Regions from separate parts of the Homo sapiens genome. Here region 1 is linked to region 2. The links are chromatin loops, found by intact Hi-C in ENCODE. Cell type or tissue: GM12878. All regions are shown on one strand. Links, peaks and the distances in the headings refer to the core of each region. The heading gives the core; the rest is flanking DNA. Region 1 has its middle 13 kb from the start of LINC02655. Region 2 overlaps SH2D4B (SH2 domain containing 4B).

Region 1 (5,380 bases), core at 216-5,215, 63 kb after region 2:
GACACGGCACTTTCAATAGCCCACGGCTGCTGCTTCTCCTCAGAGGACTGTTCTAGGGTAATGGAGTCACTTTGCAAGGAGGCGTCTCAGAGTTTATGTTTCCACCCTCCTTCTCCAGCCCTGGCTGCCATGAAGACAAGCCATTCAGGTACGGGGTCTGGAAGCCCAGATACTTGCCTTGGGTTGGGACAATGCTGAGGCATAGCTTACCCTCTTGAGTTCCCCTGGGGGGTCAGTCTGAAGACACCTTCTGCTTCAATTTTGCTTGAGATCATTCCCTGGCTTGGCTTCCTCCTCTTCTTGTCCTACCCACTTCCCTGCCCCCGGCTCCCTCACCATCTTCCCTGGGAGAACGTCCTTCATAAATCACATGTGCGTGACATGACTCCTCCTCTCAAGGTCGGCTTTGGGGAGCTTTGTCCTGAGGCAGTCATAGAAACTTAGAAAAATACGAAACCATGTGATTAAGTTTAAGGGGTGCTGGGAGAACAGTTCAAGGACTCGTGTGTGTGTGACACACGGAGGAAGGTGTGTCAGGGAAGGCTTGGTTCTACCGTGATGCTCATGGAGCATTGCTGATGGTGGCAGCGCAGGAGCAGGCTCAGCCTGCAGGGCCATGGCATTGGCAGTGCATACATTGCTGGCTTCAGGTGCTTGGAGGTGGTGGCAGAGGGTTCATCCCTGGAGGGTTCTGCGCTATAGTCTTGCTTGTGGTTCTGACTGTGCTTTTCTTCATCCCGTCCACCTATCTAGCTGCTTCCTCTAGGCTTTCCGGTAATACTGTGAGTTCTTTCTCGGCCTTCCTCTTTCTGTTGCAACAAAGAGCCCTGCCTAGTCCTTGAGTCACAAGTTTGGCGAGGATTGAGGAAGGGGGAAAGTGAGTGGCATGTGAACAGGCACAGAGTTGTGAAAAGGCACCCTCTTGGGGAGCTGCAGGAGTTTGGCATTACTGGGGTTGGAGTCAGGGGTGAGCTGGAGAGGGCTGGCCGCCAGTACAGAAGGATCGTATGCACTCTAATATGGAGATTAGAGTTCTAATCTAATATGGAGATTAGAGTTCTAATCTAATCTAATATAGAGATTAGAAACCTAGGTTGTTTCAGTCACTCTTTGCTTCAAAATGTCATCCAGATGTGGACATAGGCCTTCAACACTACGGACCTAAACTCTTTGACTGTGGAATACATTGCACTCTGTTTTATTTACAAATGGACGTTTCTGTAACATCTGCTGCCTCTAACTTCCTGGATCCATGGATACAGAGCTAACAGTAGAGAAAGGCTCTCCATTTATCTTAAATTCCAAGCTCTCTCACACAAGAGGAGCCAAGGGAAGGGGGATGATCATTTTCAAAGCACTTCACATTCTGTGTCTAATCTGGATGTATTATCATCATCATCTCACTTTACAGATGAGGAAACTGAGGCTCAAATAGCTTACCAAACTGGTTGAGGTTGCTCAGTTACAGAATACTGATGCTAGTGCATGAACCCAGACCCTCCGGCTCCACAGCATCCAGTCTTTCCCTATGTGCTCTTAGATGATTTATCTGCAGGTCTTGTTTCATTGTCTGCCCAGCACACATGTGAATTACAGCTCACCTCCAGTGTGGTGACAAGGCATCAATCTTATTTCTTCTGTGTCTTTCTAGTTTGGATGTGAGAGAAGACGTGCATTCATCAGGGGTGACTGAAACCGCTGCTAAGGATTCAGCTCTAAACTGACTGTAAGCCTCTGGGTTTGTAGCTAAAGGTGGGTCCAACCTTGGCAGCCAGGGACTAATAAATGAAACTATGACATCCATAAGCTTGAGATGCTGTGATTTACACTTTTGTGTAAATCAGTATCCATATCTAGTATCCACTGGCAGTGAGTTGCTGAAGCCATGAACCTATTGGGAAAAATCCATATGATGGTGACAGTCACCACTTACTGAATGTCCACTACATGCCAGATACCACACAAGGCACCTTTATATGCTATCTATACAGTCCACACAAAAGTGCAGTGAGGTAGGTGGGATCATGCCCATTTTCATATGTGGAATTCAAGGTTCAGTATATTTAAGGACCTTGTCTGGAACCACACAGCTAGCAAGTGGAAAAATTGAGGTTCACACAATTTGGTCTGACTCCAAAGTCCACGCACTTCCATCTAGAATCTTGCTACTCCAAGTCTTGTGCTTGGACCAGCAGCATCACCTAGGGGCTTGTTAGAAATGCAGGATCCTAGGCTCTCCCCTAGGCCTAGCTTACCAGAATCTGGATTTTCACCAGATTCCCAGGTGATGTCTATGCACGTGAAATTTCAAGGCACTGTTCTGGGCTGCACAGCCTCAGCTTCGTCCTTTCAAGATCTTGTGGATGGAATCCTGATTGCCATAATCTCAATTGAGCATGAACACGACTCTCATGGAACCTTTCCTTTGCCCTCTAGTGTGGAGAGTTGTCCCATTTTAGTCCCCTATCTTACCTAAGGATCTTCAACCACTGGGGACTGGCCCAAAATCAATCAATCAATCAATCAATCAATCAATATCTATCATTCATCTATCTATATCTATCCTATCTATCTATATCTATCTATCTATCTACCTATCTATCTATCTATCTATCTATCATCTATCTATCATCTATCTAATCTATCTAATCTGTCTATGTCTATCTAAAAAGGAGGGGCGGCCAGGCCTGTGATACTGTGATATTCCGTTTGGCCAGCAGGGGGCACCCGCAGCATCTCCCACGGCAGCCTCTTGAGCAGCAGGGAGAAAGCTGGGAAGTTCAGCTTCCTGCCTGTAAGGAGGGTGCGGTGGACGGATTAAGAACAACGCTGGGAAGGAAAAGCCTGCCTGTCAGTTTGCTCCGTGTGGAGCACCCGGCTTTACAGAGCTGTGCCGCAGAGGTGGAGAAAAGCTTTTGTCAATGTGTGTGTTTCAGAGTAAGCGATGGATCTAATCCCTGGGAAAAGCCCATGCTCGTCTCTACCGGCTGCAAACCAGCCCTGGGAGGCAGGCGCGTGTGGTCGGGAGGCAGGGGCCTAGCTTCTAATTTTGGTTGTGCTAGTAACTCACAGCGGGACTTTGGGACTTGGTTCTTTTTCTCAGCCCTAGTTCCCTGGGCTGTCTGAGACATAAAGTGCATAAGATCACCTCGAAGTTCTTTTCAAGCAGTAACAGTCTATGAAGTCATAATTAAAATGTCCTAGGAGAACGCTCTCTACTTAAAAGATTTTTTTTTTGTTAAATCAAACTGTGCAAAGCTAATTATCACTCCTTAATTCGTCTATTTTATAATTTCCATTTTTTCTACTTAAGTTTTCTTTTTTTGGTGTAAAAGTGAACATTTATTTAAAATATGAAAAGAAAACACAAAACACCAACTGAACAAGCGCCAAATACCACAAACATCCCCAAACCCAGAACGATGACATTGTATTTTTTACAAAATAACTTCCTAACACATCTCTATAAGAACTTTCATCTTCCTACAGTTTTTCTTTTTCTTTTTTTTGGCTTCATATGCTGTAGTCATCTCTTCATATATTGCAATTTTATAATATTTTTCATATAAAAAATTAAAAAGATAAGCCAACCTTTTCTCTGAGTTGATAAACTTTTGTTTTATTATTGATCGTTGTATGTGATTCTGAAGCCATACAACTTCAGATACTGACTACTCATTGTTTGTAGTGTTGCTACAGGATTGTACTTTTCAAACAGCAAATCTGAAAGATCATATTTCACCCAATTCCCATCAACAAAGAAAAAATTGTTGCATTTACAGCTGAATACTCTGTGTTCTTGAATATATTCTTGAGAGTCGAGAACTTCCATTTTGACTAAATGCCAGTGAGAATTCCAGATTGTGGAATTAATTGTATATATTTGATGACTTAAAGATTTTTTCACAGATTTAACTTCTGGCTCTGTATATTCTAAGCCTTTTTTCCCCTCCATTCCCATTTACTTCTGGTGCCAGGTACAGTGGGACACGTTCCTAGGGCGACAGAACTGGTGGTCCTGTACCTGCAGGCGAGGGTGTCAGATGAGTGGCCTGGGGAGGAGTTCTGGAAACCATTCCCACGACAGGCTTGCTCCCTGCAAAGCTGTGCGGGGAACTAGGGGAAGTCCATCGTCACTGCTGAAGGATTTCTGCCTGCAGGGGGCAGTGCAGGCCATTGGCTGTGGCTGTGCCAGGCTTTGACTTTACCCAGGAAAGGCTGCAGAGGGATGGGTGACTGGAAAATCCTCTTTCACGTGTAAGTTTTTTTCACCTCTCCTGAGCTGGTTCAAACTTCAGTGTCATTTCCCTCCTCTCTGATGTGTCCTTTGTTCTCACTCACTACTCTTCTTGCCACATTCTGAAAGTCTGGAACATTCCCAAAATCTGCTTGGAACAGACGTAGCTGCATCCTCTTACTTCAAACTACAAGTTGAGGATCAGCATAAGAAAACGAAGCTAATGTTTTGTTTATTCTATTCCTCTCAAAGATATGTCTCAGGTAGGTCTCCCTGCCTGTGAGTTTCCAAGTTTTTTTTTTTTTTTTTTGAGACGAGGTCTCACTGTTGCCCAGGCTGGAGTGCAGTGGTGCGATCTCAGCTCACTGCAGCCTCAACTTCCTGGGCTCAGATGATCCTCCCACCTCAGTCCCTCTGAGTAGCTGGGACTACCAAGTACGTGCCACCATGCCCTGCTAACTTCTGTATTTCTTTTGGTAGAGATGGCCCAGGCTGGTCTCAAACTCTTGGGCTCAAGCAATCTGCCCGCCTCAGCCTTCCTAAGTACTGGGATTACAAGTGTGAGCCAACATGCCTGGCCGATTATCTAAGTTTTTATTTTATTTTATTTTTTAATTAAACCTCATAAAAGGATGTAGTGAGCCAAACTCAGAATGAGGAAAAGTCTGTTAAAAAGGTAAACTGAGGCACAATAAAATTTTTAGAGTTTATTTGAGCAAATAATGATTCATGAATTAGGCAGCTTCAAACCAGAAGTGGTTCTGGGCAGCTCCACCAAGGGAGGGGCTTTCACAGGCACATGGAAGTAAAGCCAAGAAAATGTTTGATGGGTTAGTTGGACAGTTGCCTTGTTTGGTCTATCCCACTGGAAAGTCCCTCATAACAATTGTTAAGTTTTTGGCTGTTTCTGATTCGTTGAGCTTCAGTTTTGTTTTTCTTTCATGTAGGCATTTACAAGAAATAGCCCAAGTTAAATTTTGCTTATATTTGCAAATCAAGCAAGGTTAGAGTCACTTATAAGGCCTAACTGGTTTTGTCTCCGCAGGGATTCTTCAGGCTTGGCCCCCATTTTAATTTACTTGAACAACTTTATATGACAAATGACTCCACTTTTTCATAAAAGAAATGGCATGGAAAAAGGGG
Region 2 (5,380 bases), core at 150-5,149:
TTTGGTATTCATGAGAGATGGGGAGTGGAGGAGGGGTTTCCTTGAACCAATCCCCTGAGGATGCCGAGGGACAATTGTACATCAATTGAGCTCCTACTGTATGCCAACCATTGTATTAGACATATTTCCTCCCCTCAAAATCTCAGCCTGGAAAAAGAGGCTTACATGCCCGAGTTACAGTTCAATAGGTAGGTGTGCCAACATAGGTTTGTATAAAATACATGGGGAGGCCAGGCACAATGACTCATGCCTGTAATGCCAGGACTTTGGGAGGCTGAGGCAGGTGGATCACCTGAGGTCAGGAGTTTGAGACCAGCCTGGCCAACATGGTGAAACTCCATCTCTACTAAAAATACAAAAATTAGCCAGGCATGGCGGTGTGCACCTGTAATCCTAGCTACTTGGGAGGCTGAGGCAGGAGAATCTCTTGAACCCGGGAGGTGGAGGTTGCAGTGAGCTGAGATCGTGCCATTGCACTCCAGCCTGGGCAACAGAGCGAGACTCCATCTCAAAAATAAATAAAATAAAATAAAATAAAATAAAATACACGGGGAGAGAGTGAATCCCTTTCAGAAGGGAGAGCATTTGGAAAGGCCCTGCAGAGGAAATGGCATTTGGTTCAGGGAAAATGGGTGGGCGAAGAAGGTGGGACAGGGTGTCATAGCAGAGGGAACTGTGTTGAGCAAAGCAAGATCATTGTGTGCATAGGTCATGGCACGTGTTGCAGTGTGGTGGCAGCCTGGGGTTCTGGTGATGAAAAATGAGGCTTGAAAGATAAGATGAGAAAGAGTTTAAAAAGCATTCATTTAAATTCAGGATGAAAGAGGAGGCAGGTGGAAAGAGGAGGCAGAGCAAAGGTTTATACTGACAAAAAATCGTGAACCATTACAAAGTTGTCACCCGAAGCTACTGCAGTGTGTGGGAAGGAGCACTGGACTGGGAGTCCTGTGCTAGCTCTGCCCACTTACTAGTGTGGCCTTGAGCAAGCTCTTGCTCAGTTGCTCAGTTTCCTCATTTGTAAAATGGGGTTAATCATGTTGAGCTGAGGCCTGTTGGGAGGGTGAAATGAGAGAGAGGAAGTAACAGTGCTTTCTAAGTTGTAAAGGTCTGTGTTCATGAAGTGCTCTTCTTTTTTAGCTACACAATGGGACGGAAAGTTAAGAGCAGGGCTGGTTTCTCATTAGGGATGGAGAATGGAAATCGTCTGGCCCAGGAGCTGCTTGATTGCTCATTAATGTACGGTGTGGCAACTGAAAATGGGAAAGCCTCTGAAAACAGAAAAGATGTGATCATTCAGGCCCTGTGGTTTTAGTTCCTCATCTTAGCCTTTCTTAAAGAATGATGAGTTAAACTCCAGAGCCTGTCATTCACATTCAACAAAACCATTCTGCACTCAATTAATTTAATATGAAAGATATAGTGGGCCATTAATCTATGGGGGAGCAGCAGTTTTTGATAAAACACCCAAATTAAATTTTCCAAGTTAGAAAAAAGGGAAATTATCCCATTTAGTATCACTTGAATACCATTAGTTATTCAGTTCAACAGAGAATTCAGTCAGTTATTCAGCAGAGCTCTGGCTTCTGAGACTCTCTGAATACATCAGGCACAGAAATTCATTTCATAGTTTTTCAACTGTGAACTTGTAGGAGTGTGGAGTTAGATAACATCTAGTTGCCCAGAGATTTAGAGATGAGCTAGCCTGACTTGAGAAATGATATTATTTGTAAAAACTGGACATTTATCATTGCTACTGTTACTAGGTTAGAAATGTAAGCAGGACTTTGGAGTTGTCAGAGGGACTTGTGTTCACCTGTGGCTCCTTGACCTGTGTCATTCTGGTTGTGGCCTTTAACCAACAATCTGCACACTGGTTGTCTCACTTCTTGCCAGGTTTTTGACAGAGCGGAGTGGGAAACGTGGGCTCAGGCCCAGGTCAGGGTCCAGTGATATGGGTTCCATTTCCTTTCTTCTTAAAAAGGAGTGCGCACCAGAGTCGGGGTCAGTGATACTAAAATGCTGTAGGCTTGAGACAGGTAGAGCCGGAAGGGGCTAGTGGGGGTAGAGTCTGGGCTGGGAGTGGAGTGGGCACAGCAGAATTTTGGGCTGGGAGGACAGCTGAAGGAGAAGACAGAAGAAGGGCTTTCTCTATCCCTTGATGGGATGGGACATCGTGCAGTTTCTCCTTGGACATAACTGACTTGAAACTCTCCTTGAACTCTAGGTGCCACATATTTTTGGTGTTATAACTCAGAATAATGCTAGCCTGAGCTCCCATGTGGCCGATTAGTGTCCTGCTTAGGGTCCTCTCTCCTCTTGAATTAGCTCAGGAATCCCTGGGGGCTTTATGGTTCCCCAAAGCTGAGTCATTACAACATTCACATGGGTGTGAAGTGCTCTGGTCTTAAGGAACTCCTGCAGTGGCTCCTGGAGGCCACAGGGGGTCACTGTTGGCAGCCATCAGGCGTTGCCCGCAGGCTTCAGGACCACAAGGGTGGTTGGCTGCCGACCTCAGAAGCCTTGGATAAGGGTTGAGAGAGCCCTTTCCCTTGGCCCAAGTTTAGCTGTTGTCGAACTTTGCTTACCTCGTCTTGAGTGCCAAACCCATTCTTCCACCAAGGGACCATGGCTCCAGCAGGCCGAGTCACAAAAGGCCTGTGTGATACCCTTCAGCATCTCGGCTGCCTGTTTTCCCTCCCTAGGGGTCAGAGGCTTTTCCTGCTCACACTTGTTTTTTCCATTCTCTGACAAGAGACCCTGACTCCACACATCTCCTCTGCTCCCACATCACTTCCCCACCTCCACTCAGGGATGGACCCTTTCTAAAGGTGCCATTTCAGCTTCTTTATCTCACAGTAAACACGACAATAACAGATAATATTTAATAAACCTAGCCCATGCCAGGGCTTTCCAAGCCCGCCATGTACTGTCCCATTTACATCTCAGAGCAACCCAGTCAGGCCCCCACTTTATGGACAAGGAAAGAAGGTGTAGATAAGGTAATTCAGGTTGCCCAAGATCACACGGAGCAGAATTTAAACACATGCACTTTCACATACAATTCAAATCTTTACTGATTTCTTTCCCCATATTATAGGATGGTTCATTAATTTTCAGGGACATTGTTCTATTCACCCAAGGGATTACTACAAATTAATGTTGCTTTGAAGCATGGAGTTTCTCTGCAGGATGTAACCGGATCATCTGAATTCTACAGGACACTGAGCTTTTTCTGTCTGGGCAGGGGAGTAGGGTGGGCCTGAGATTTCTGAGCTGACCCGGTTGGTCTGAGTTGGTGAACACAGCTGCACAGAGGCAGGTTTGTAGCTTGGTGGGAGCGTGGTGGAGCTACAGTGCAGAGTGGCATGTGTGTGTGTGTGTGTGTGTGTGTGTGTGTGCTGGGGAAGGAGCCCACTGAGCTGAGAAAGTAAGGAAAGTAGGCAGGGCACTTCTCAGGGCCTTACCTGGCAGGCCAAGGTGTTTGTATTTTCTGTGTGCAGTGGGAGCCACTGAAGGCTTTTGAGGAAGAGAATGGTAAGATTAGAGCTGGGCTTTAGGAGAATGGGTTTAATCTTTGTGTGACAAATGGCTCAAGGCCCCACCTGTCTGAATTCCAAAAACCCGGCTCCCTAGTCTGCATACGATTTCCTTCTGTAGCCTGCCTGCCTGTCTGTCACTGAATGTCACTGTCTCTCAGGGGCTGTAATCTTCCAAAAGTCACGGTCCTTGTAGGGCACGAGCTTCTAGTTTTTAGTTTGCAGTCAAATGTCTGCAAAGCCCATCCCGGGGCATCCTGACCTTGTTGGAGCCTTTCGTCACAATACAAGGCTGGTATCATGGTGTTCTTAGGGTCTGGAACTTACAGACCTCCCTTTTGAGTTTTAGAAGCCGCAACATACGGATGTCTTCTCAGGGCCACTTGGCAGACACAAGGCCCTTCCTTGAGGAACACAAAAAGTGGAAGGCCAGAGAGAGGGGTGTCTTGGAGTCTTGTAACATAAGGAGTGACAAACCACTGAAACCTCAGTTTTCTCTCTGGAATGGCCTCTTCCCTTTTCTTTCTCTGGAAAACTCTTATTGATCTTCCCACACCCAGTCAAATTATTTCCTGTGATGGCTGCTGGCTCCCCAGCAGAATGCGAGGCTGCTGCCCCTAAGCTCTGACAATACTTTATTGGTCTCTTTTTTAAATGATGCTCACTACTTTCTTCATTATGCTAGAGATATTTGTTGGTCTTATTTTCTCAACTTGCCCCTGAGTGCCTTGAAAGAAGGATTTGCTTCACTGTTATCTCTGTATCCAACTCAGGGCCTAGTGCAGCACTAAATACTTAAATTGAGTCCAATCAGTCATACAAAAATACGTATCGCCTGCCGACTGTGTTCTTGGCACTAGAATATAGCAATGAATAGACCAAAGCAAACTCTCCACCTGCCCTCGTGGAGTTCACAGCCTAGTGGATATTCTGTATGGGACACCCATGGGGGCACTTCCATAAATACCTTCTGAGGGACAGACTTCATGCTGCCTTCTTCAGATCTGGGAGATGTTCTGTTCCCAGAAAGGGTTCTTTGACAACTTGTGAAGTAGAAATGCTTTCTTTCAGGAACAGGTCTACTGACCTTTATCCTGCAAATACTCACAGTGCAGTTCTTGGTAGGTGCCTGCTATGCATGTCTTGAGTGGCACTGGAGTAGAAAGAAACTAAGATTTTACTCTGAGAAGAGAAGGTGACTCACTAGGGCTGGGGCATTAGCCTGGTGCAATTAGAAGAACAAGGCCAGCAAGAGGTTTTTTTGCAAAATAGTTGGATTTTAGAGGCAGATAGGGGCCTGCCAAGATGCAGTGAGACTACAAAATAATTGGTTTTAATTCCAGAATTTGCCTCTAATGGGTTTTGTTCCCTTTCCGGCATTTTCCAGGTCCCAGAACTCCCATTTGAGATTTAGAAGCACAGATATCTTTTCAAGGCCACTTGGCTGAGACAGGGCCCTTCCTTGAGGAGCACAAAAAGATGGAAGAGGTCGTGCGTGGGGGTTCACTCTTATAACCCCAGTACTCTGGGGAGGCCAAGGTGGGAGGATTGCTTTAGCACAAGAGTTCAAGACCAGGCTGCACAACATAGTGAAGCCCTGTCTCTACAAAAAATTAAAAAACTTAGATGGGCATGGTGGCGCACACCTGTACTCTCAGCTACTCAGGAGGCTGAGGTGGGAGGATTGCTTGAGTCCAGGAGGTTGAGGTTGCAGTGAGCTGTGATCGCACCACTGCACTCCAGCCTGGGTGACAGAGTGAGACCTTATCTCAAAAAATGAATATATACACATCTATTAATATATGTGTATGTGAAGACAGAGGGCTAGAGAGCGGGGTGTCTTG

The links. A loop is a pair of places that touch in the nucleus more often than their neighbours do. Peaks named below come from ENCODE experiments on the same cell type or tissue, not always from the same donor. Only the 100,000 strongest peaks of a DNase experiment are listed, where the experiment ranks them.
Region 1: a loop joins it to region 2, with 4 times the contacts of the local background. A loop is called at or near these places in 3 of 110 quality-filtered maps.

The regions. Positions count from the first base shown.
Region 1 is chr10:80,660,112-80,665,491 of GRCh38, forward strand. No RefSeq gene overlaps it. Among named protein-coding and RNA genes, the nearest start is that of LINC02655, 13 kb to the left of the region's middle. In GM12878, for the core only: CTCF peaks have their summits at 2,735 (motif pointing right) and 4,154 (motif pointing right); DNase peaks (open chromatin) are centred at 2,890 and 4,166; H3K4me3 peaks cover 519 bases.
Region 2 is chr10:80,597,156-80,602,535 of GRCh38, forward strand. All of the region lies in intron 4 of SH2D4B (SH2 domain containing 4B), which reads left to right. Among named protein-coding and RNA genes, the nearest start is that of LINC02655, 50 kb to the right of the region's middle. In GM12878, for the core only: a CTCF peak has its summit at 2,437; DNase peaks (open chromatin) are centred at 1,196 and 2,366; H3K27ac peaks cover 477 bases.